3 separate regions of the Homo sapiens genome follow, and regions 2 and 3 are each linked to region 1. Evidence: read pairs that join two places in POLR2A ChIA-PET (ENCODE). Cell type or tissue: MCF 10A. All regions are shown on one strand. Region 1 holds the start of MIR378H (microRNA 378h). Region 2 has its middle 29 kb from the start of MIR1303. Region 3 overlaps LOC124901119 (a long non-coding RNA gene).

Region 1 (5,000 bases):
TGTGCATCTTTTATATATTGGGTATATAGTTGTACTTATGAGATACCAACTATTTTTAAATCTTTTTTTCATTGAATAGATTGTAGGTATCTTTCCATGCCTATTAATGTAGCCTTACTTAATACTCTAAGCTTCCCATTCTATTCCATTATATGGAAATACTCTAATCTGTTTAGTCCCTTCCCTACTAATGGGTATTTAGGCTGCTTAAATTTTTTTTTTAATGCTGTGACGGACATTTATGCATACAAACAGACGTGTGTCCTTTTCTTCTTTCTCCCTTTCTGTCTTGGCTCTCTGACTCTCTCACTTTATTACTTCAGTTACTGCCAAATTGCCCTCTAGAAGGTTTGTACCAATCCTACTCCCCTACAGTGCTGGCAAGTATTTTCCAAGTCCCAGCCGCCACAGTTACTTCGGTTGATGGAGCATGAAGGGTGCTGGTGGAGGGGCACAGACATGGAATTAAGCAAAGCCGAGTCCTAGCTGGGCATGGTGGCAGGTGCCGGTAGCCCCAACTATTCAGGAGGCTGAAGCAAGAGGATCACTTCGGCTTGGCAGGTCGAGGCTACAGTGAGCCATGATCACACAACTGCACTTCCAGCCTGGATGACAGAGAGAGGCTTTGTCTCAAAAAAACAAACAAACAAACAACAAAAAAAAAACAACGATGAGTTTTCCACTTATACTGACTAGATGACACCTGAAGTTCTGCTGCTCAGTTAGTAGGATGACAGGGATTAAGTTTCCTGACTGACTCCTAGCCCAGGGCTCACTGTGACCCATACCATACAGAGTACTTCCTTTGCTTCTCCTTCCTTGGCAATTCATAAAGGGTTCAGTGGGCGCAGACTCCCAAATGTCAACCTGAATTCATTTCTATTTTAGAGGGTATTATATATCTTAACATACTTTCATATGTATTTATATGAAAACCACCAACCACCTTGAAGGTTGTCCCTATTTTATGGCTAAGAAAATGGAGACACTCCTTAAATGGCCTGTCCAAGTTCCTACCCAAGACTACAGGTAACCCCTTGGTCCCAAGCCCTAAGACCTCCCTGGCAAAGAAATGTCTAGGATGAAGCCTCAGTCACCACAAAAAAGTATGTTCTGTTAGTCTATGTGCTGTGAGAACCCAAAGTCGCCCTGACTGTTTCTGTTTCCCAATCTCAGGTGCCATCCAAGTGCCTTGTCTCTTCTTCTGGAGCTTCAATGGGCTTCTATTGGTGGTTGACACAACAGGAAAACCTAACTTCATCTCTCGCTACCGAATTCAGGTCGGCAAGAATGAACCTGTAAGTGTTGTTGCAACTTCTGGTCAAAGCACAGAAAGCAAGAGCCAAAGCCACACTCTCAGAATTCTCACCACTGGCCCAGGAGAGACCTGGCCAGTGTGAGCCAAGTTATTAGCAACAAGGCTCCCCCAGTTTAGAAGGTTAAAGAGAGGAAATAATTTGCCCACAACCTCAGAGTCACTCAGCTAGTGGCCAGTCAAGACCAGTGTTCTGGTCTCTTGATTCCTGGCCCAGGCTCTGGACCTGCCTGTGGTGCCCCATGGCACTGTGGTCAGCCTGGCACTGAGAAGGCAGGCAACTCCACTTTACCCATAGGAATGGAGACAGCAATGGGTGGATGCTAGAATATGGGTAACAGCTGTTGTTATGAGAGAGGGAGACAGCTGCGAAAACAATGGATAACTCCACTGTAATAGACGGATAGTATGGATTCTGAATGTGTGGGCGGTGGCTGTCTTTTAAACAAGTTCTCCTTCCGAAATACTCAATTCGACCAATAGTGAAAGGCACCAGGGCAAATCCATGATAAGTGAGGCCCAGACCCTGCTTACAAGGAACTCTGACTTGCACAGCGCCGGGAAGTGGGTCCCACTGTTCCCTGAGTCTGGCTCGCCTTTTCCTACACAACAAGGAAGAAGTTGATTCTGAAACCCAGGTTCTTTACCCAGCTCCACCCAAACCACATCCTGGCTTCTTTCCCAGACAAGACAATCATCTTTTAGTCATCTGCCCAGGTGTCTGGGTGAACCACCTCAGCTCTCAGGTCCTTTTGCCCCAGCCCAGCACTCCAGAAAGGCAAACAGTGCTCTTGACCCACTCCTTTGAAGTGGGCCCCTTCCTGAACTGGACTGCTGGCCTGGCTTACTGTCCCCCTCACTTGGGACAACAGCTGCCAGCCAGGCTTGGGGGCTTCCTCCAGGCCCAGCTTGGCAGGACATGAATCAGAGCCTAAAGTGTCAAACCCTGTGCTTGGTCCTTGAGAACACTTCATCTGTCAACCACGGCTGTTGTAGCACCACTGACTAAATGCTCACATCTTCAACTGAGGCCAAGAACCTTCACTGTTCAGATGAGGAAACAGAGGTGTTACACGGGTAAACTATGATTCAAATGCAGGCTTTGTGACTTCAGGGCTCACATTCTTAATTGGCTCTCCAGAATATTACCTGCCGTCTGTACAACCTTGTGGTCTACACAATGACTACAGAGCTACATTGGAAGATGTCATTGCATTCTGCAGAAGCTGAGGTTCAGAAATGTCCAGTGACTAGCTCAAGATCAGATTGCTGCTAGGAAACAGAGCCAGGGCTCATCCCATCTGACACCAAGTCCAGTGTTCCTGTACCACATGCACCCTCAAGTGGGCACACAAGCAGGAAAGAACCTCACGAGGCCATTTAATCTTTGGCTGTTTCAAGGAAGGACTGGCCCCTGAACTAACACATCAGAAACAGATCCTCAAGTGGGGAGCTGAATGCTACCTGGTGTTCCTATGATCCATTCCTGCTCTGTTTACTCTCCCACTGCCTGAATGGCTAGTTCACACCTCCTCCCCTAACTGCTGGCAGAGGGAGGGGCCTTGCTTCCCATTTCACTAAGAAAATTTAAGCCTGGGCGTGGTGGTTCATGCCTGTAATCCCAGCACTTTGGGAGGCCGAGATGGGCAAATCACTTGAGCTCCGGAGTTCAAGACCAGCCTGGGCAACATGGCAAAACCCTGCCTCTACTAAAAATACAAAAATTAGCTGGGCATGGTGGCGCATGCCTGGAGGAGAATTGCTTGAACCTGGGAGGCAGAGGTTACAGTGAGCCGAGATTGCACCACTGCACTCCAGCCTGGGCGACAGAGCAAGACTCTGCCTCAAAAAAAAAAAAAAAGAAAAAAAGAAAATTTACGCAGGCTGGGGCACAGTGGCTCAGGCTTGTAATCTCAGCACTTTGGGAGGCAGAGACAGGAGGATCGCTTGATGCTAGGAGTTCAAGACCAGCCTGGGCAACATAGTGAGATCCCTGTCTCTACAAAAAAAATTATTTTAATTAGCCGGGCACAGTGGCGTGTGTCTGTAGTCTCAGCTAGTCAGGAGGTCAAGGCAGGAGGATCACTTGAACCTAGGAGTTCAAGGCTGAAGCGAGCCATGGTTGTGCTATTGCACTCCAGCCTGGGAGACAGAGTGAGACACTGTCTCTAGGGGGAAAAAAAAAACAAAAAACTAAAGCAAGCAGAAGAGTTTTATAGATGCACACCACATTGGGCAGTGACCAGTACCTGCACCCACATGCTCTGCCTGCCCACCTGACACCACAGGTGAACTCTCCTTGCTCCTGTCTGTGGGTGATTCCTCCCCTATCCATGTACTACATCCAGGAAATGGCTGCTGCAATTCTCTCTTTGCTTTCTTGTATCTTCTTTTCCTTCTCTTTCTCTCATTATTCCTCTCTAGATTATTACAAACGTGGTAAATTTTTTCCATCTAAAAAACAAAACAAAACAAAACAAAACAAAAAAAACCCCACCAAGTGTGGTTGCTCACTACTGTAATCCCAAACTTTGGGAGGCTGAGCCAGAAGAATCGCTTGAGCCCAGGAGTTTGAGATCAGCCTGGGTGACAGAGTGAGATCCTGACTCAAAAAGAAAAATAAATAAATAAAACAGGCCAGGTGTGGTGGCTCACGCCTGTAATCCCAGACTTTGGCAGTCTGAGGCAGGAGGATCACTTGAGCCCAGGAGTTCGAGACCAGCCCAAGCGACAGAACGAGATCCCATCTCTACAAAAAATTTTTTAACTAGGCAAGTGAGGTGGCGTTTGCCTGTAGTCCCAGCTACTTGGGAAGCTGAGACGGGAGGATTGCTTGAGCCCAGGAGGTCGAGGTTACAGTGAGCTATGATCATACCACTACACTCTAGCCTGAGTGACAGAGTGAGACACTGACTCAAAAAGAAGGAAAAAAAACAGGCCAGGTGGAGTAGTTCACACCTGTAATCCTACCACTTTGTAAGGCCAAGGCAGGAGGAATGCCTAAGCTCAGGAGTTTGAGACCAGTCTGGGCAACATGACAAAACACCCCACCCAACACTGTCTCTACAAAAAATACAAAAATTAGCTGGGTGTGATGGTGCATGCCTGTAGTCCTAGCTACTTGGGAGGCTGAGGTGGGAGGACTGCTTGAGCCCAGGAGGTTGAGGCTGCAGTAAGCTACGGTTAGGTGTAATGGCCTCACCTAACATGTCCTCTCACAACAGGCTGGCGAAACCTGGCCTCGCGATGGGATGGAAGTAAACAAAGAGTGCACTCCAGCCTGGGTGACAGAGTGAGATCCTCTCTCACAAAAAAACAGACATACACACACACACACACACACACACACACACACACACACAAAATAACAGAAAAAACAACTCTTAACTAGCAAAGTTCTTTGAGAGAGTTATCTTTATAGTTTCCAATTCCTGTCTGTCCACTCTTATTTGGGTTTTGTTGGTTTTTTTTTTTTTTTGAGACAGTCTCCCTCTGTCACCCAGGCTGGAGTGCAGTGGCACTGCGATCTTGGCTCACCGTAACCTCCACTTCCTGGGTTCAAGCAATTCTCCTGCCTCAGCCTTCCAAGTAGCTGGGATTACAGGCGTGTGCCATCACGCCTGGGTAATTTTTGTATTTTCAGTAGAGATGGGGTTTCACCATGTTGGCCAGGCTGGTCTCGAAC
Region 2 (5,000 bases), 110 kb after region 1:
GGCTTGTGGGGCCAGGCTGGCATCACAAATGAGAAAGTAGGCTGGGTAGAATAGTAGGGAATGGTAGGGACTGTAGCAAACTAGATGTCACAAGCCCTGTTTAAAAGCAGCAGCTCAAGTTGGTTGTTGGCATATGAGAATGTGGACATATAGTGCCAGATCTTTCTTCTGGTTTTTAAAGACATGTTAGACTCTAGATTTTTATATTAAATAGTCTGTCTCTCTCTCTCTCCTTTTTTTTCTTTTTCTTTTTTTTTTTTTGGAGACAGGGTCTCATTCTCTTACCCAGGCTGGAGTACAGCAGCTTGATCTTGGCTATCTGCAACCTCTACCTCCCTGGCTCAAGGAAATCCTCCTGCCTCAGCTCCTGAGTAGCTGGGACAACAGATGCACTCAATGACGCCCGGCTAATTTTTGAATTTTTTGTAGAGATCGGAGTTTGCCATGTCGCCCAGGTCAGTCTCAAACTCCTGGATTCAAGCAAGTTGCCTGCCTTAGCCCCGCAAAGTGCTGGGATTACAGGTGTGAGCTGCTGTGCCTGGCCAAATGATCTCATTTTAAAATGTTGCCATCAGCTGGGTGCAGTGGCTCACACCTGTAATCCCAACACTTTGGGAGGCCAAGGCAGGTGGATCACTTGAGGTCAAAAGTTGGAGACCAGCCTGGGCAACATGGTGAAACCCCATCTCTACTAAAAATACAAAAATTAGCCAGGTGTGGTGGTGCATGCTTGTAATCCCAGTTACTTGGGAGGCTGAGGCAGGAGGATCGCTTGAACCCTGGATGTGGAGGTTGCAGTGAGCCGAGATGGCTCCACTGCACTCCAGCCTGGGTGACAGAGTGATACTCTCTGTCTCAAAACAAAATAAAATGTTGGCATCTAACTTTTTAAACAGTAAAAGGCTGGGCATGGTGGCTTATGCCTGTAATCCTAGCACTTTGGGAGGCTGAGGCGGGCAGATCACCTGAGGTCAGGAATTCGAGACCAGCCTGGCCAACACGGCAAAACCCCATCTCTACTAAAAATACAAAAAAATAGCTGGGCGTGGTGGCGGGCGCCTGTAATCCCAGCTGCTACAGATGTTAAGGCACAAGAATCGCTTGAGCCCGGGAGGCAGAGGGTGCAGGGGGCTGAGATTGCACCATTCCACTTCAACCTGGGCAACAGAGCAAGACTCCATCTCAAAAAGAAACAAAAAATAGTAAAACACCACTGTGTAGGCCAAACAAAACACAACCGAGAACTGCAGTCTAGCCTGATTTGTAACTTCTGGTGGAAGGGGTAAGGGCCCCAGGCTCCAGATTTAGACATATAAAGACCTGATTCGGAGTTCTGCCACTGCTTGTCTGAGTAATTTTATTTAAGATTTGTAGCCTCCCTGAGCTTCAATACTCTCTCCTGTAAAATGGGAATAGTAAAATGGGCTACTGTGAGGATAAATAAGGTAATGACTTCAAAACATCTAGTAAAATTGTTAGCTCATCGTAGGTACGCAATAACTATAGCTACTCCACTAAAGTTCCTAATTGGAGGAATTCCCAATCCCTTCTGCTCCCTAGTCCATTCACTTCAAATCTATTTTTTCCCCAAGGTTTGGTCATTCGGTGTCCCTGGAACTCTAACTCAGATACCCAAGGCACTCAAAAAATATTCGCACACACCCCGCATTCACTCTTGGGAGGATTTTGAGATGCCAAGGCTGGTTACCAAGGAAAACGTTTAGGAGTCTTCCCTGGTGTTCAGCAGCAACGTTTCAGTGTTGGTTAAAAGACAGGCTTGGTCGGGCACGGTGGCTCATGCCTGTAATCCCAGCACTTTGAGAAGCCGAGGCGGGCAGATCACCTGAGGTCGGGAGTTCAAGAGCAGCCTGACCTACTAAAAATACAAAATGAGCTGAGCGTGGTGGCACATGCCTGTAATCCCAGCTACTCAGGAGGCTGAGGCAGGAGAATCGCTTGAACCCGGGAGGCGGAGGTTGCGGTGAGCCGAGATCAAGCCATTGCACTCCAGCCTGGGCAATAAGTGAAACTGACTCAAAAAAAAAAAAAAAAAAAAAGAGAGGCTTGCCCCAGAGCAGGGGACTGGCTAACATGACCCTTCAGGGGCCTTAAAATCTTCAACTTTAATTTCTTCTTTTTTTTGAGACAGAGTCTCGCTCTGTCGCCCAGGCTGGAGTGCAGTGTCGTGATCTCGGCTCACTGCAACCTCTGCCTCCCGGGTTCAAGCGATTCTCCTGCCTCAGCCTCCTGAGTAGCTGGGATTACAGGTGCCCACCACTCCGCCCAGCTAATTTTTTTGTATTTTTAGTAGAGACGGAGTTTCACCATGTTGGCCAAGCTGGTCTCAAACTCCTGACCTCATGATTTGCCTGCCTCAGCCTCCCAAAGTGCTAGGATTATAGGCGTGAGCCACCGCACCCGGCTTCATTTTTAATTTCATTAGCTCCTGTGCACATGCACACATGCGTATACGCACACAACGCTCACACACATTGTTACTCAAATACCTGCCTGAGTTCCCTATTCCTAGAAACTGTTTTGGCTTTCACTTTCACTCCACTCCTTCTACCATAGGCTCTACCCCGAGAGAGGGTGCTGCCACAACCCTTGAAACCAACATTCTCTGAGATTTATTTACTCAGCAGGGAGCTGCAGGAAAGGAGAGAACAGGGTGGCTGAAGCTCAAGTGACTGCACAGAAGGGGCTTTGAAAAGAAAAGTGACTTACACCCAGGGTCATCAGTAGGTCTTACAGTATATATTTGAGCCCAAGATCCTCTACTCCAACATGCCTGTTCTAACCATTGTATTATCCTGCTGCTTCCAATGGGGCCACATTCCAGGACTGGGTTCCCATCCCACGAGTCGTTAGAAAATACCATGACTCAGTGAGCTATTTCCCCTTTCTTTTTGTTTATATGATTGTACATTTCAAAAAGTCCCAGTAAATGGTATTTTTTTAAAGTAAAAGGATTTAAACAAGCAGCCACGATTCCATCATAATCAGTAATTCTTTTATCACATTAATTATTATCACACAGTGATTGGAGAAAATAATTACTACAGAGGCCGCATTTTACAAAACATTCATTACCTTACCTCATCAATCCCAAAATGTATTTTTAAATCTGAATTTATCTTAAAATCTGTGGAATCTAAGCTTCCATGGAACAGACTTTGTTTGGTCATAAGAACAATCCTGGTAGGCAAGCATTGCCCAGATTACAATCCCCATTTTGCAGCTGGGAAAACTGAGTTCAAAGAGGTAAACAATTTGCCTGAGGTCACAGAGCTAGTCAGTGCAGAACCAGAACTGCAGGCCTAGCTCCTGATTTTCAGCACAAGCGGTATCTACCATATATTCCTGGCCTCCAGGCCCTGTGTTCATACCTACCTGTTCCCATCACTCTCCTGGCCACACCCTAACAGAGGGCTGAGGGAGACCTCAGCTCCCCCAACCAGGCTTCCCTAGCCTCAGCCAGCTAGAGGTGGGGTAAACTCACTGTGGGGACTCCTGGGAGCAGTCTCTCCACATAGGAAATTTTTAAGTCCAAAGCTTTCACTTTCAAGAATGAACCCTGTGTGTGAGGCAGCACTGCAGAGACCAAAGCTCAGCTTGGGCGTGAAGGCAGGATTTTGCTGGTGTCCTTATAAACCCCATGCAAACTAGATCTAGGAGTTCCCCACCTGGGGACCCCATTCCCTGGAAATTACTCACAAATGCTCTATTTCTCATATTTCAAAAGGTCAAATGAAAATCAAATATCGACTCTAGATAAGATCTCACAGACAGAATAAAATACTACACTGCTTTTGGCTAAACCTGCATCAATTTAGTGGTTTGTGTCTGCTAACCAAAAAACACTGATTGGCTATTACAGGGCCACAATTCACATAGAAGAGGAAAACCAATTAACAAATTATTATGTAACAGGTGCAGCTGACAGACTTAAATCTTTCAGAACAAGGGGTGTGACAAGGGAAAACAATAGAAGAGGAAAGCTGAGAGTGGAATTTGAGCTCCTCATTTTCCCAGATGGGGAATGTGAGGTTCAGAGAGCTGGAGTGACTCGCTCAGGGTCACACAGCAGGGCTGGAACCAGCACCCAAGGTTTCTGCCCCTAGGGAGAAGGATCTTCCTACCACACCCTGCTGTCCTGAGGTTCAAGAAACGCAGAGTGCTAGGACTCACCAGGGTTGCTGAAGGGGGCCAGGACAGGGAATGGCAATGGCTTCTCCCTGTCACCTGTGGGCTCCTTCCTCGGGGCAGCTGCCAAGGCCACGCTGTTTTTCCTCCCTGGGAGTCTGCCAGGGCAGCTAGGTATGGGAGCCTCTTGGAAATCCAGCTCTGGGTGAGGGAAAGGAGGCCTCTTTGACAAAAGCACCCTCCAAAGCATGGAGTGACCAGGGCCTGGGGTCACTATGTGGCCCTGGAGGGTTTAGGTACATCCAGATCGCACAGCTGCCTCCTGGCTCTGGCCCGGGAGCTCTCCAGGTTGCCAGGCTAGTTTTCCTTCCAGACGCTGGGTGCCTTTAAGAGAGCGACGGCAGCTCATTGGCCGAGCAAGGCTACCCCACCTCTTTACCTTAGCGGGGAGCACAGCTAGGCTAGAGGCAGAGAGACTCAGGTGAGTAAACAAATGGTGGCAACCCGCTGAGTCTCCCCTCCTCCACAGCCCTGGTCCTGGGCTTCCTTCCTCACCTCCACTCTCCACCCTGGAAAACAAGCTGGGGCTAAAGGAAGAGCAAAACACTCTGCAAAGTGCTTAGTGCGGTTCAGACTACATGATCTCACAGTGACCCTGGGGCAGAGTTATTAGTACATCTTCTCTTTTCAGTGGAACAACTGAGTCCTTGGAGGGGTGAAGTGGCTTGTCCAGTTCACACAGCCCTTGCAAGGAAGGTCGACAGAGAGGGATGGTGTGAGGATCCAAACCCGAGTCTCCTGCTTTTGACTTCCCATACGGTTCTGTTGGACCACACCACTTTCCTGTTTGCAAA
Region 3 (5,000 bases), 52 kb before region 1:
CTCAATCTCTTGACCTTGTGATCCGCCTGCCTCGGCCTCCCAAAGTGCTGGGATTACAGGTGTGAGCCGCCACGCCCAGCCAATGAAAGATATTTTAGAGGAGCCTATGGGGTCTTTTCCAGTGACATCCATTCCTAGGCCATAAAGACAAGTGGGGTTAGGGTCAGTGGAGGTGGGGATAAGAATAGAGAGAAGTACTGGGTTGCACTGGTGGATTTGGCAATTTGAGGGGGTGATTCCTATGGTGAAGTGGAGGTAGGATTTTAGGGTGGTGCAGCCTTCTGAGGAGGTCCAGCCCTGATATTTGGTAGTCCAGATAACAGCTCCCCAACTATATCATAACCCCTGGAAGGCTCATGGTTGTTGATTGCAAAGGTTATAGGTGGTGCTGGGTTTGGAAGGGGTGGATGGGCAGAGCTTTTCTAGGAGGCTAGCTGTCTCTGACTTTGGAGATTCCCTCGGGGCATGGCAAGACAAGCATTGAAAGTAATGCTTTGGATTTGGGGTGAGCTTGACCTAGTTAAGTTAATAATAAGACGAGAGGCAGCTAAGGGAAAGAGAAGAGGAAAAAAAGACAGATTAGGCTTTTCTCTTTAATGTTACTCTGGTGAGAGTTGGCCCTGGGACGACGGTCCATGGCTTTGGAGAGGGCAGTGCCTTTCTGACTTGGGTATAATGGATCCACCCCTTTTCAGCAGTTCGGACTGCTCAGTTGTTAGGAGCACTAGGTAAGGTTCTTCTCAGGTGGGCTCAAGCTTTCCCTCTTTCCAGATTTTGACAAGGATGTGATCTCTGGGTTGATGTTGGTGGACTGGGAATTTGAGAGGTGGTGTTTGCGCTAGGAGGCCTTGAATCCTGAGGGAGGAAAGGGTGGAAGACAGACCAAATACATAGATTTTGAGAAACTGATTTTTCATTTCAAATGTAGAAAGGTCAGTAGTGGAATTTAGGTAAGGCAACCCATAGAGCATTTCATAAGGGGACAGGCCAAGGTCCTTTCAAGGGGCAGTCCGGATTTTGAGTAAGGCAATGGGAAGACATTTTGTTCATGGTAACCGAGTTTCCAGGATTAACTTGGTTAGGTGATTTTTTAAAGTTTGATTCATTCTTTCTGCTTTCCCTGATGAGGACAGATGCCAGAGAATATGATATTCCCATTTTATTTCTAATGCCTAGGTTAGTCCTTTAATGATGTATGCAGTGAAGTGGGTCCCATTGTCTGAATCAATGTTTTCTATTAGTCCAAACCTGGGTATGATGTGTTCTAACAGGGCTTTGACCACATTACTGGCTGTTGTGCTTGGGAAGGGGATGGCATCTACCCAGTGGGTGAGGTATTTTACTATTACTAGCAAATACTTGAGGTGGTCTATTGGGGGCATTTCAGTATAGTCAGCCTGGACACTTCAGAATGGCCTTGACCGTGGGTTCCTTCCTCCAGGAGGTTGCCTCTTTAGGGTTTGCTTATTAGTCTTTCTGCACGCTATGCAACCATCCACTGCTTGCTTAGTGAGGGTGTATATTCCTGTGTATTCATAGACTCTAAGGACTGCATCACACGTAGCTTGAGGACCCCAATGAGATCCTTGATGAAGTTGTGACAGTATTTCCCTCATAAGAGGCTTGGATAACATTTCTCTTCCATCTGGTAATACCCATTTTCCTTCTGAGTTTTCCTCAGCTCCTAATTTCTTTAGTTTTTCCTGGTCTGCGTGGGGGAAGATGGGAAGTGCAGTGGAAGGGGGAAGATGAGGGGTTAAATGAAAAATGGGTGTAGCTTGGGAAGAGGCAGCCTGTTTGGCTATTTGGTTGGCTAGATTATTTCTCCGACTTTCAAAGGAGAGGGTTTTTTTTGGTGTCCTGGGACATGAACAATAGCTATTTCCTCAGGAAGCTGGAGATTATCTAATACTTGTATTATTAACTCTTTGTGAACTAGGTTTTTTTTTTTTTTTTTTTTAGAGACGGAGTCTCACTCTGTTGCCCAGGCTGGAGTACAGTGGTGTGATCTCGGCTAACTGCAAGCTCCACCTCCCGGGTTCACGCCATTCTCCTGCCTCAGCCTCCCGAGTAGCTGGGACTACAGGCACCCGCCACCACGCCTGGCTAATTTTTGTATTTTTAGTGGAGACGGGGTTTCACCGTGTTAGCCAGGATGGTCTTGATCTCCTGACCTTGTGATCCATCTGCCTCGGCCTCCCAAAGTGCTGGGATTACAGGCACAAGCCACCACACCCGGCCTTATGGACTAGGTTTTGACCTTTACTGTTAGTAAGGCCTCATTCAGTCCAGATTTTTCCAAAGGTATATACTACTCCAAAGGCATATTTGGAGTCAGTATAAATTGTTCCCTCCCGATTTTGTAAAAATTTTAAGGCTTGATTTAGAGCAATTAGCTCGCACGTCTGTGCGGACCAGTCATTGAGTAATCTTCCTGATTCTATTTCTGTGAGGGTATCTCTGTCAACTACAGAGTATCTGTAATCCCTTTTTCCTTCTATTACCTGGGAGGAACCATCTACAAAAAGATGTTTCCCTGTTTGAAAAGGAGTTTCACATAAGTCTAGTCTTAACTTTGGTTTGGTAACTAATTAGGTCTAAATATTTATGCTCAGGTTCCATTGGTTGTGGGTTCCCTGTTACCTTTTGGTTTGGATTCCTGGTTAGAAAAGCAGCTGGATTTAGAGAATTGTCAGTGGTTAGTGTCAGGTCATCTCTCTCTAGCAGGATAGCTTCATATTTTAAAATTCTTGAGTCAGCGAGCCACCTTTCTGCCTTTTGGTTGAGGATAGTTCTGACTTCGTGAGGTGTGCTAACAATGAGTTTTCCCCCAGAGGTTAATTTTCTGCTTTCCTCCCTGAGCAAGGCTGTTGCTGCCAGTGGCCCCCATGCTCTTGGGTGAGTACCCCTAAAGCCACTCCTTTGCTTAATACTGACAAAAAGATGGAATGGCTGTTCTAGGGAGGGTAAAGCTAGAACAGGGTCAGTCACTAGTAAATGTTTTAACTTTTCTACTTGTTTGATTTCTGCTAGAGTTCAGAGAAGGGGGTCTGGCTCTTCTTGGGTGAGTCTTTCATACAAAGGTTTTGTTTCTAAGGCATAAGAGTCAATTCATTGGCAACAGTATCCAACCAATCTCAAAAATTTTCTGAGCTCTTGTTTTGTTTCTGACACAGGTAGGGATATGATACCTTCAATCCATTCAAAGCCAATTCTCTGCCTTTTGCTTTTGCCTTTCCTCATCCCTCCGTACATATACATTTTCATTCTCTTTAAAAGCTCTTCTATGGGATGGTCTTTCCAATTTTCTATCTTTCGTAATTTCTTTGTAATATCTGGTGACAAAACGGAGCTCTAACATTCCTCATCCAAGGGGGTTTTCTAATTCTAGGCCAGCATATTTCCTCCTTTGCTCTTTAAGCCTCTCTAAGAATTCCGTAGGTCCTTTATCCTTTCCCTGTTGTATATTAAAAGCTTTGGTATATTTTGAGTTCGAGGAACTGATTCCCGAATCCCTTTAATTATCCTATCTCTAAGATCTCTCATATTCCCTCAATGGGCTACATTGTTATCTCATTGAGGATCTTGGGCTGGGAACTTTTGTTTAGCTGCAAGGACGTTATGACTGAGGGGGTGTTCACGTTCCCAAACCGTCATAGTGCAGATCATGCTTCTTTCCTCTCCCGAAAAGAGGATGCCTAGGATGGACATTAACTCAGTCCAAGTATACAACTGGGGTCCTAGAAATTGATCAATTTGATCTGCTACTCCATAGGGATTGTCTAAGAGTGGTTTGAGCCCTTTTTAGGCTTCGGACTTCTGAACTGGTTAACAGGGCGTTCACAAAACAAATGCCCCCTCCTCCTAGAAGCACTTCCCTTAAGGGAAAGATCGTTGGAGCAGATTCTCGAGGTAGTGGGGAAAGGAAAGTTTTGGATATCTTTTTTACACTGTTCTATCTCACGTTGAAGTCTTCCTGGGGAAGGGCATTCAGGCTAGGGAGACCCCAAGTCAGGATTATAAGGGGAAGAAACAAAGTGAGCTGGGGAAGGGTCTGGGGCAGTTGCAGCTACTGGAGGGGGAGGGAAGTTAGTGGTGTTTGGTGGGGGAAGGTGGTCTAAGGGGTCCCACGTGTTGGTTGACTTTTTGGGATGAGGGATATTAATTTCTTGAGAAGAAGTAGCTTCTGGCTTGTCCCCCGTATCCTTTAGGGAACAGAGGACAGGCCCCCACCACCAACACAGGGCATAGTCTATTTCCTCCTGGGAGACAGGACTTTTGTTATTGACATACCCTATTAAAAGCTGACAAATCCAATCCTCACTAGATCGAAACTTTTGGCCAAAAGACTGAAGGTTTGAGGATAGGTTTTTTGGTCCAAATAAAACAGCAATATTTTATCGTTTGTTGCTTTTTCTTGTGTTTGGTCCTTTCATTATCCTTCCAGTATGTTAACATGAGACCTAGAGGGCTATCAGAGGGAATTTTATTGTCTGTCTTATCCTTCTTATTTCCTGTCCTGCTTGAGGTATTTCCCATTCTGGAAGTTTTAGGTGTTTCCCTGAGTTTCCTGAGTCTGTGTGGCTCAACCTCTTTTATGAGAGATTTCTTGCCCCCTTTTCCCTGAAGGTTCAACCCCTCCCCTGCCACTGGAGGTTTCTTGCACTCCCCTACTTTTGTTTCATCCTTCTCCGGCCACTTCCCTTATGGGAATTTGGGTCCCTCTTAGCATTGGCGGGTCGGTATAAGCCTCATGACAGGAAAGCTGCCCTAAGCCATATGAGGTGACCGTGGAACCACAGATCCGGACTGCACACTTGCTTTGCACTCAACTGTGCATCTTATTCACACACTTTCAACCTCCAGGATGTCCTGACCACCAAAGAAGTACTTCACCGCCCCCGCAGCTTTTCTTACCTTGGTGTGTGCAGAGGAGTTACCTGGTCGCCACAGTATTTGTAGGACTTTTCTTCCTTCATTGCTGAGAGTCCAGGTTTATT

The links. ChIA-PET counts read pairs that join two places held together with the same protein. Peaks named below come from ENCODE experiments on the same cell type or tissue, not always from the same donor. Only the 100,000 strongest peaks of a DNase experiment are listed, where the experiment ranks them.
Region 2: POLR2A ChIA-PET joins it to region 1 with 6 read pairs; 6 of 35 experiments call an interaction of 5 or more read pairs at or near these places.
Region 3: POLR2A ChIA-PET joins it to region 1 with 6 read pairs; 2 of 35 experiments call an interaction of 5 or more read pairs at or near these places.

What each region holds. Positions count from the first base shown.
Region 1 is chr5:154,827,099-154,832,098 of GRCh38, reverse strand. It overlaps FAXDC2 (fatty acid hydroxylase domain containing 2), which reads left to right. Exons shown (of 9, transcript NM_032385.5): 5 at 1,177-1,298. MIR378H (microRNA 378h) reads right to left here and starts at 2,641; the gene lies at 2,559-2,641. In MCF 10A, no CTCF peak of the experiment used is centred here; DNase peaks (open chromatin) are centred at 1,298, 1,988, 2,348 and 2,738.
Region 2 is chr5:154,712,322-154,717,321 of GRCh38, reverse strand. It overlaps a transcript of LARP1 not described here. Among named protein-coding and RNA genes, the nearest start is that of MIR1303, 29 kb to the right of the region's middle. RefSeq lists a cis regulatory region at 1,651 and enhancers at 1,567-1,736, 4,388-4,934. In MCF 10A, no CTCF peak of the experiment used is centred here; no DNase peak of the experiment used is centred here.
Region 3 is chr5:154,879,010-154,884,009 of GRCh38, reverse strand. It overlaps LOC124901119 (a long non-coding RNA gene), which reads right to left. Exons shown (of 2, transcript XR_007059011.1): 1 at 4,918-5,000; 2 at 580-855. Among named protein-coding and RNA genes, the nearest start is that of CNOT8, 23 kb to the right of the region's middle. In MCF 10A, no CTCF peak of the experiment used is centred here; no DNase peak of the experiment used is centred here.